3 separate regions of the Homo sapiens genome follow, and all the other regions are linked to region 1. The links are chromatin contacts, found by Hi-C or POLR2A ChIA-PET in ENCODE. All regions are on one chromosome and are shown on one strand. Each heading gives the region's core, a stretch centred on a gene start or an enhancer-like site at or near the end of the contact. The rest is flanking DNA. Distances are from core to core; before and after follow the strand shown. Region 1 overlaps SEZ6 (seizure related 6 homolog). Region 2 holds the start of FAM222B (family with sequence similarity 222 member B). Region 3 has its middle 27 kb from the start of CRYBA1.

Region 1 (3,465 bases), core at 1-2,500:
GATTTGAGCTCAGGTCTATCTGGGTCCAATCTACATGCCTCCTGCAGGCTGGCCCTTGGTGCCAAAGGGCAGGGCAGGCTGGCACAGTGTCAGAGACAGGCTTTTAGGGGCCCCGCAGCCTCCCCCATCCCCATTTCCACATCTGCAAGCCAGCAGGTAGCTGACCTGGTGTCTGGACTGTGGTGATGGTGGTGGTGATGATGGTGGTGGTAGTGGTGGTCTCCTCATCATCTCCTGAAGCTGTGGAGGAGGTGATGGTCCCCTGGATCCCGATCCCTGCGCCCTGGGACACAACCTCTGCAACCCACGGCCTTCCCATGTCTCCAGGACCCTCTTGGGTTGGTGTCCAGGCTCTGCTGGGGGGTGTAGTGCTGGCTATCTCCCCTGGGCCTAGGGTGGGCACTGCCATGCTGGGCCCTGGAGGTAGGGGAGCTGTGATTCGAAGCATAGGGGACTCTGACTCCGGACTCCAGGGTCCCTCCTTGGACTGGGGCTGAGTGGGTACCGCAGCCATGGCTGGAGTGGGGCTGGTAAAGACAGGGCGGCTGTCCTGGTTGGCCAGGCGGGGAAGGGGACTTGGGGTGAAGGGTGCAGGTGGGTCAGGCTGGAAGGGCAGTGCTGGCCTCAGCTCCTCATCTCCCTTTTCCAGCCCCTCTTGTAGGAATTCCTCAAGCAGCGGGTGGTGGTTGAGCAGCTTCAAGGTGGGGGCTGTTGTGACAAAGTGGACGCCTCGTTCTGGCTGCTCAGGTGTGGGGGCTGCTGTCAGCTCGCCATCTGTCTCCTCGATGCCTGGGGCTTGTCCTTTCCCCACGGTTGGGGCCTCTAAAGAGAGTCCTGAAATAATAAGGGATGGTCAGAGGTTCTCCCCCTGCTCCAGAGAGCAGCATCACGCCCAACTCGAGTAGTGGGGGGGCCCGCTCTCTTTTGACAGACAGCCCTGAGGAGCGTGCTCACTGCTGAGAATCACGGAACTACAGAATTTGTGAACTGGAAGTGAGGTGCTATTACATACTTCAAGGGTGGCACATGAGATACTCTTTCTCCTCCAGCACCAGAGGCAGGCATTTCTAGCCCATCCGTGCACTATTTCCTACTGTTCTCAGGTTCAGCCTCAGAATCCTCCTCAACACAGCACTCCACGAGGTCACACCTGACACCTCAGACTGACATGACAAATATTTGCCATCCCTAATGAAGAGCAGAGGCCTTATTTTACTAGTGAGGAAATAGGCCAGAGAAAGGAAGTGACTTGCTCAAAGTCACGCGACCAGTTGAATTGAGATGAAAACCGTAAGTGTGTCTCCCACCACAGTGTCTTTCCTGTCTGAGATGATAGGGCATTCAAGTTCATTTCCTGTTCTCAGTGAACCTGCTGGTCATTAGCCTCAGGAAATGCGTCACATATTTGGGATTTTATTTTAGATTTCCTCATGGTTGCATGACTTCTTTTTTTGTTTGTTGGTTTTGAGACAGTGTCTCGCTGTGTGGCCCGGGCTGCAATGCAGTGGTGTGATCATGGCTCCACTGCAGCCTCAACCTCCCAGGTTCAAGCGATCCTCCCACCTCAGCCACAGTCCCCACACCCCCACTTCTAGTAGCTGGGACTACAGGTGCATGCCACCATGCCTGGCTAATTTTTAGAATTTTTGTAGAGATGGAGATCTCACTATGTTGTCTGGGCTGGTCTCAAACTCCTGGGCTCAAGCAATCCTCTCACCTCAGCCTCCTAGGGATTACAGCATGAGCCACCGCACCCGACCATGGGTGCATGACTTCTTTGTTAGGGGCCCAGTAGTTTCTCTCCGTTCTCAGGAAATCATTTCTTTTGTACTCATTTCTGTTTTTATGGTCCTTCTAGAGCAGTAATATGAGTAGAGTGGGAAGAGCCAAGTTCTGGAGCTAGGCAGACATAACTTCAAATCCCAGATCCACTACTCTAGGGCTGTGTGCCCTCAGGCAAATAACCCAAACTCTCTGAAGCTCAGTTTTCTCATCTGTAAAATTGGGTTTCCTTTTTAGGATTGACTGAGATAATATTACATCCCGTCTCTATTTGATATGTCCCCCTGAGTTCCCTTAATCTTTCTGGTGACACTAATCAGGTTCCATCTAGGGCAGGGTGAAAAACAGGTGTAGAATGGAAATCTAGCATGCTACCCACCCACTCCCTAATCCATGGCAGGCATTGCTAATCAATTTTGGTTATTTCTTGCTAAGGCCACCTGGTCCTTAGCAACTTCCCTCTCACAATGTTATTCAGGCAGCCACTACCAATCAATGAGATTGGCTCTGGGGGATGAAACTGATTTGCTATCTCTGGTCTGAGGTACAGATTGCTCTGCTATTGATTGTGTTGACTTATTCAACCACATAGCTGGAGAGATGATGCATATTCTGCTTGTGGCCCATTCGGCTCCCCAGATCCTTAACTGCCAAGAAAAGGTCAATGAATGCTGGCTCCAGATTCAGCTCATACAGAATTTTGCCAGCTCTGAGAAGCCTGGGAGGATATTTCTGATCCTTACAGCTCTCAAAATGGCTGCATGAGGACTTGAAGGGAAACACAGCCGGGGTGAGATCACAGAGTTTGCAAGGAGAAGGTCGCTTCCTCCGCACGTCTGGTGGTGGGGCTGTCATTCCAGAGGCTCACACCCACTCCATAGATTGGCAGGCATGAGGAAGCAGCAGATGGCCTACGTTCTGTTCAGGAGACCATAGCAGCTCTGATGTGTCAGACAAATGGGAGGAGGGAGGAAATTGGGTGGGGGAGGTGGGTACAGGTTGGAGGGCTCTCCATTCTTCTGGGTCAGAGGAGCTTGGGCACCCCACATCCCTGAGAAACCAGGACCAACTGCTATCTCCTGAGATGCCCACTAAAGCAGCCCATCTGTGTCTTGGCATTGTGTGCCAGCCACTGACAACACCATCCAATCTAGATGTCCAGCCAGGCCCACACCCCCCAGAGCAGATGGTCCACCAGTGCCTGTCTTTCATCTGAATAAGTTACGGAAGGTCCAGGCAGTGCCTGTGACATGCCAGAACAGGGCTCCTCTTTTTGCCCACCCCCCAGACATCACACAGGCTATGCCAGGTAAGCTGAGACTGATTCTAGCATGGCGCAAGGAAGGGGGGCTTTTCTAATCACATAGATTGGAGCCCCCTGGATCCGGGCATTGTTTATGCGGCCCCTTTCCAGAGTACCCAACAAGAGATGTGGCCCTTGGCTCTCAGAGTAGGTACCTGTGTGACTCTTCCTGGGAGAGGGAGTGCACAGAGATTCTCTAATTCAGGAAGTGTCCAGGGCAGGCACAGCTCTTCCCGCTGGCTGCCAGGTGGGTGCTGAGCAATGGAGCAGCACTAATGGGCACCTCCCATCACTGTCGATTGCACTGATTGTGCTATCTGGGATCGAGATAGCATATCAAACGAGCAAGTTGATTCCAAAATCAGCTGCCACTTGGTCCC
Region 2 (3,260 bases), core at 73-2,572, 140 kb before region 1:
GGGTTCGAGTGATTCCCCTGCCTCAGCTTCCCAAGCAGCTGGGATTACAGGCGCCCGCCACCACACCCGGCTGATTTTTTGTATTTTTAGTAGAGACGGGATTTCACTACGTTGGCTAGGCTGGTCTCCAACTTCTGACCTCGTGATCCGCCCGCCTCGGCCTCCCAAAGTGCTGGGATTACAGACATGAGCCACTGCACCCGGCCTTTTCTCAACTCGTTAAAGCACATTAGTGCCAACTGTGTTATAAGGCAACATGAGTTAGCTATGTTCAGAAAATATTTTAATAGATTGGCCCTCCATCCTTTCGGGTGAGGAGCTGCAAACCGTTTGTAAAAACGCCGGAGTACGGTATTTTTCCTACAGAAGTCTGATGGCTAATTTATCACATTACAGAACTGGTAGTTCTGCACATGGTCTGCTGTGCCCATAAAGAAAGCACATATGTGTCTACTGAGGTTTTACAAACAATACGCTTCTTATCTTAACAGAGAAATCAGTCATTCCATTAACAACGGTAAGGTCTAAATTCCACTAACATTGTTGGTGATACATTAACATCAACATAGTACTTACAATTCACAATTTGCATAAACAATCTCAATTACATAGGTGATGCTTGCAATAGCCCGTTTGAAGCATGACATCTTCCTGGTGTTCAGAAAGGTTAAGTGGGACCTGCCCAAGGTTACCTAACAGCTTTATCAATGGTGGACTTCCTTTCGAACCTGCCTGACTCTAAGCCCCTAGCTCTTTTCCCTAGACCCCTCCCGGCTTTCAAAAGAGGGTTCCCGACTCCCATCCTCTACCCAGAGCAGCCTATTACTCCGGGAGACCGACCCTTCCCCTGCCTGGTTCAGAGGTGGCTTCTTAAGCTCCAGCAGAGCTTTCATCCTCCACCACCCTCCCCCCGCAATCATTCTCTGAAAGAAGCGGAAAGGAGAGGCGACCAAAAGCTCCTGGAGGAAGGGATGATACAAATGGGCTGCTTCACTCCACAGCACGCAACCCCGTCCCCCTCCACCAAGCTGTCCAGCTCTGCGGCCGGCGACCGGGCCACCCGTGCCCCAAATTCTCCCATCATCACCTCAAACTGTACCTCCCCCACGCCCTTCCGTCTCCCACAGTCAGAGCCCACCCCACAAAGTCATGTATCCTTCCGCTAAGTTACCCTCTTCCCACGCGTTGTCCACTCCCCCTCCACCACTACTCACGGTCGGTGACTGGGCCCGGCCCTCATGGCTGCTCCTTTGCCGCCCGCCGCCCGCCGCCACCACTTCTCCACTGCCCGGCCCCTCAGTCACCGGCGCAGCTGTGGGGACTACCCGGAGCCGCTCCTGCGCCTGCGCAGCGTGTAGCGCCTGGGCCCTTTCGGGCCGCACGCGCCTGCGCAGCCCCTGCCGGGGGCGTCTTCCTCAGTGCCTGATGGTCTGGACCCCTGGGTCTCTAGTGGACATGGGAGCTGGCCTTGAAGAATTCTGAGGCTTAGAGAATTTGGCGGCTGCCTCAGGGTACGCCTCTGGAGTACCGTGCCTAGGTTACTAAACCCTTGGATCGCGCTTCCCCAAGGAGCCACAGACTTACTGGCTCTTCCAGAATTCTGCATCCTACTTGCACTTAAAGGCCTGAATTCAGGTGCTCTGAGGTGACCACTGATGATAAATTTGGGTCTTTTTTTTTTTTTTTCTGAGTCGAAGTTTCGCTCTTGTTGTCCAGGTTGGAGTGCAATGGCGTGATCTCGGCTCAAACAACCTCCGCCTCCCGGGTTCAAGCGATTCTCCTGCCTCAGCCTCCCGAGTAGCTGGGATTACAGGCATGCACCACCACGCCCAGCTAATTTTGTATTTTTAGTAGAGACGGGGTTTTATCATGTTGGTCAGGCTGGTCTCGAACTCCCGACCTCAGGTGATCCACCCACCTCAGCCTTCTAAAGCGCTGGGATTACAAGCATGAGCCACCGCGCCCAGCCTGGGTCTTTTTTTTTTTTTTTTTTTTTTGAGACGGAGTTTTGCTCTTGTTGCCCAGGCTGGAGTGCAGTGGCGCGATCTCAGCTCACTGCAACCTCCGCCTCCCGGGTTCAAACGATTCTCCTGCCTCAGCCTCCTGACTAGCTGGGATTACAGGCTTGCACCACCACGCCTGGCTAACTTTTGTATTTTTAGTAGAGACGGGGTTTCACCATGTTGGCCAGGCTGGTCTCGAACTCCTGACCTCAGATGATTCGCCCGCCCCGGCCTCCCAAAGTGCTGGGATTACAGGCCTGAGTCACCATGCCTGGTAAAATTTGGGTCTCTTTCAAGATGATCGTGTCTAGAATGTATCGGGGGTAATTATGTAAAGGCAGCTTTGCCATCCTAGAATACGCTACTAGCTAGGAGGTGCAATGAAGTCCTGGGGACCTTGTCAAGGAGGTGACCTCGCCTAGAATGCACTGGGGACACCGCTAAGTTCAGTATGTTTATCAAGCACATGCTGTTTATTGGACAGAAATGTTCTAGGCATCGCGTGTATGCTATTGAGGAATTCGCAGGCAAATAGTCCCCTGCTTTCCAGCTCTCACTGTGAGCCTGGCCCTTTTTCAAACTGGTAAAAGAAAACCACTAAAGTCCAGTGAGGCCCAACTGTCAGTCCCTAGACTACTGTGCTGCTTTGGCATAGCCTGACAAGAGACTAAGCTCAATCGAGTCCTGAGAATTCAACAAAACAGACTTGAAAGCAGCAGGCAAGAGGAGGTACAGGACTAAACTCTCTCCTCATCACCATGGCTCTTTTTTCTCTCTCAACTCCAGCGCTGGTCTCCTCTCTTCAGAGTTTGGACACATAAGGCCCAAGATACAACGTAAGGGGGAAAAAGAGAAGAAAAAAAGACAAGTTGAGTGCTCAATGAGGAATGTTAAAAAAATTTAAATAGGCCAGGTGCAGTGGCTCACGCCTGTAATCCCAGCACTTTGGGAGGCCGAGGCGGGCGGATCATGAGGTCAGGAGATCGAGACCATCCTGGCTAACACGGTGAAACCCCGTCTCACTAAAAATACAAAAAATTAGCCGGGCGTGGTGGCGGGCGCCTGTAGTCCCAGCTACTCAGGAGGCTGAGGCAAGAGAATGGCGTGAACCCGGGAGGCGGAGCTTGCAGTGAGCCGAGATCAAGCCACTGCATTCCAGCCTGGGCGACAGAGCGAGACTCCGTCTCAAAAGAAAAAAAAATTAAAAATAAAGCTGGGCATAGTGACTTATGCTTGTAATCCCAACATTTTGGGAGG
Region 3 (3,093 bases), core at 235-2,734, 240 kb after region 1:
TTGTATTTTTAGTGGAGACAGCGTTTCACCTTGTTGGCCAGGCTGGTCACGAACTCCTGACCTCAAGTGAGCCACCCACCTCAGCCTCCCAAAAGTGCTGGGATTATAGGCATGAGCCACCATGCTCAGCCATTTGTTTGTTTTCTGATACAGGGTCTTGCTCTGTTGCCCAGGTGGGAGTGCAGTGGTGCAATCATGGCTCACTGCAACCTCGACTTCCCAAGCTCAAGCGATCCTCCCGCCTTAGCCTCCCTCGTAGCTGGAACCACAGATGTCCGCCACCATGCCCACCTAATTTTTTACATTTTTTGTAGGGACAGGATCTTGCTGTGTTGCCCAGGTTGGTCTCAAACTCCTGAGCTCAAGCAATCTTCCCAACTTTGCCTCCTACAAGTGCTGGGGATTACAGGTGTGAGCCACTGCACCTGGCCCCTGTGAAGTTTTTATAAAACATTAGCACTGGAAGGGATCTCACAGACCAATTAGTCCCACTCCCTCATTTTACATGTGCAGAAACTGAGGCCCAGGCTGGCCACGCATGGTGGCTTACACCTGTAATCCCAACACTTTGGGAGGCTGAGGCAGGAGGATCATTTGAGCCCAGCGGTTCAAGACCAGCCTGGACAGCATAACAAGAACCCCCATCTCTACAAAAAAAATTAAAAATTAGGCCAGGTGCGGTGGCTCACGCTTGTAATCCCAGCACTTTGGGAGGCCGAAGCGGGCAGATCATGAGGTCAGGAGATCGAGACCATCCTGGCTAACATGGTGAAACCCCGTCTCTACTAAAAATACAAAAAATTAGCCGGGCATGGTGGCAGGTGCCTGTAGTACCAGCTACTCGGGAGGCTGAGGCAGGAGAATGGCGTGAACCCGGGAGGCAGAGCTTGCAGTGAGCCGAGATCGTGCCACTGCACTCCAGCCTGGGTGACAGAGCAAGACTCCGTCCCAAATAATAATAATAATAATAATAATAATAATAATAATAATAATATCTTAAGAGGTATAAGAGCTAATATGCTTCCTTCCGGGCTTCATTCTAAGCTCTCTAGATGGATTGATTCGTTTATTACTCACAACATACCTGAGAGTTAGGTTTTTATGTTCCCCTAATATGACAATATTGAGTCTTAGGTTAATTGACTTGCCTGAGGTCACACAGTTAACACAATACTGAATACAGGTAGTCCAAATAAAGAGCCATGAGCGTGGGGGGGAATTGCCTGGAGGCCTTAACATATGATTTCTATACCCTACCCTCAGAAAGTCTGATTCTCTCGGCCTGAAGTGAACAAGCTGGAATTTGCATTTTAGCCATGCACCCTAGGTGATTATGGTTTGGTGGCTATCGGACCACTCTCTGAAAAAACCCAGTTCGAATGTACCTTTTTTCTCAATTCAGAGTTTTCTGGCACAATCCCTCCCTTCCTTGGGACTCCCTGTCCTCAAGGGACCCCGCTTTCCGGAGTCTGCTGGGAATAAGGGTACTCTGGAAACGGACGTATGCCCCCTGGTGGTCAGAAATTAGAGGCTAGGCGCTACAGCCAGCAGGGTCCCGTCAACCGCACAAATTTGTGAACTTTTCTAGAATTTCGTTCAGCCAGTATTACTGAGGTGCCACTATGGGCCAGCACTGAGCCATTGTAATACACAGCACATTGGAGAGAAAGAAGACTTCTGGGGACAGAATTTTTCAAGGTGACTGCTCACCTATTTTCATCCGTGGATACAAAGGCATCAGTTTCAAGCTGCAATTGGACAAATTTCACCTGGTCTAAGTATTCGTATCTGGCAACATATAGCTCTGATCTTAGGTCTTTAGGAGGCTGAAAAAGAGTTTTTTGAAAAAGGCTGAGTCCACCCTCGGGAAGGAAACACAGGAGCATGTATATTTGCAGGGCTCCAAGGCTTTGTAGTCAGGCTGTTCCAGCTCTGTTACTTCAGGCTCTGGGACCCGGGAGCAGTTATTTCATCTTTCTAAGCTGCAGCTGCTTCACCTGAACTATGTGAATAATAACAACACCTGTCTCAAAGGTTTGTGTGATGAAATGGTCTCTTAGTGCCTGGCACAAGATAAACGTTCAAAAAAGTTGTAGGTATTTTGAAATATAATACTTTGTAGTTATATACCATAAAGTATACACTATATATACCAGGGTTCTAACACCAGCCTTAATTCATTCACCTTAAAAAGGAACACAAATGGGCCGGGCGCGGTGGCTCACGCCTGTAATCCCAGCACTTTGGGAGGCCGAGGCGGGTGGATCAACTGAGGTTGGGAGTTCAAGACCAGCCTGGCCAACATGGCGAGACCCTGTCTCTACTAAAAATACAAAAATTAGCCGGGCGTGGTGGTGCGCGCCTACAATCCCAGCTACTCGGGAGGCTGAGGCAGGAGAATCGCTTGAACCCGGGAGGTGGACATTGCGGTGAGCCGAGATCGCGCCACTGCGCTCCAGCCTGTGCAACAAGAGCAAAACTCCGTCTCAAAAAAAAAAAAAAAAGGAACACGAATAATTCTTGAGGCCAGGCACAGTAGCTCACTCCTGTAATCCCAGCACTTTGGGAAGCCAAGGTGGGAGAATCACTTGAGGCCAGGAGTTGGAGACTAGCCCAGACAACATAGTGAGACCCCTGTCTCTCCAAATAAAAAAAAAATTAGCCAGACATGGTGTCATGAACCGGTAGTCCCAGCTATACAGGAAGCTGTCGCAGGAGGATCACTTGAGCCCTGTAGTTGGAGGCAGCAGTGAGCCACTCCTGCCTGGGTGACAGACCAAGACCCCATCTAAAAAAAAGAAAAAACTCTTGATCCACTGTAGTTGAGAGACAAGATTTCCTCCAGTTTTGAATCCTCTAATATGTGATGCATAGACATCTAAACTATTCCACACTGTTGGTGGGATTGCAAGCTAGTACAACTTTGAAAAATTGTTTGATAGTGTCTGCTAAAACTGAACATATTTATGGCCCAGCAATTTATTCTTAGGTATATTCCCAAAAGAAATGTTTACATATGTTACCCAGAAAACATAAACAAGCATGTTTATAGCAATACTATTTATAACAGCCTCCAAGTGGGGAAATATCTAA

Evidence for each region. A loop is a pair of places that touch in the nucleus more often than their neighbours do. ChIA-PET counts read pairs that join two places held with the same protein, here RNA polymerase II (POLR2A). Pooled maps may share reads with other maps.
Region 2: a pooled map shows a loop between it and region 1 (3-fold over the local background). The contact joins the promoter of FAM222B here to the enhancer-like site in region 1. A Hi-C loop is called at or near these places in 3 of 50 pooled maps. POLR2A ChIA-PET finds 5 or more read pairs at or near these places in 5 of 52 experiments (HEK293, HEK293T, activated B cell and 2 more).
Region 3: a map of chondrocyte shows a loop between it and region 1 (2.6-fold over the local background). The contact joins two enhancer-like sites. A Hi-C loop is called at or near these places in 1 of 168 maps with a recorded cell type or tissue (chondrocyte), 1 of 37 single-sample maps with no recorded cell type and 8 of 50 pooled maps.

Annotation. Positions count from the first base shown.
Region 1 is chr17:28,981,206-28,984,670 of GRCh38, forward strand. SEZ6 (seizure related 6 homolog) reads right to left here. Exons shown (of 17, transcript NM_178860.5): 2 at 166-834. The region is part of intron 1 of LOC105371716 (a long non-coding RNA gene); the gene reads left to right. Among named protein-coding and RNA genes, the nearest start is that of SEZ6, 23 kb to the right of the region's middle. RefSeq lists an enhancer at 1,622-1,671. Within about 2 kb of position 1,251, at least 12 of the 41 ENCODE cell types and tissues checked have a DNase peak (open chromatin) inside an H3K27ac peak, as active enhancers do.
Region 2 is chr17:28,841,468-28,844,727 of GRCh38, forward strand. It overlaps FAM222B (family with sequence similarity 222 member B), which reads right to left and starts at 1,323. Exons shown (of 3, transcript NM_001077498.3): 1 at 1,215-1,323. RefSeq lists an enhancer at 902-1,416 and a silencer at 1,102-1,291.
Region 3 is chr17:29,218,072-29,221,164 of GRCh38, forward strand. No RefSeq gene overlaps it. Among named protein-coding and RNA genes, the nearest start is that of CRYBA1, 27 kb to the right of the region's middle. RefSeq lists a silencer at 1,540-1,629. Within about 2 kb of position 1,485, at least 2 of the 41 ENCODE cell types and tissues checked have a DNase peak (open chromatin) inside an H3K27ac peak, as active enhancers do.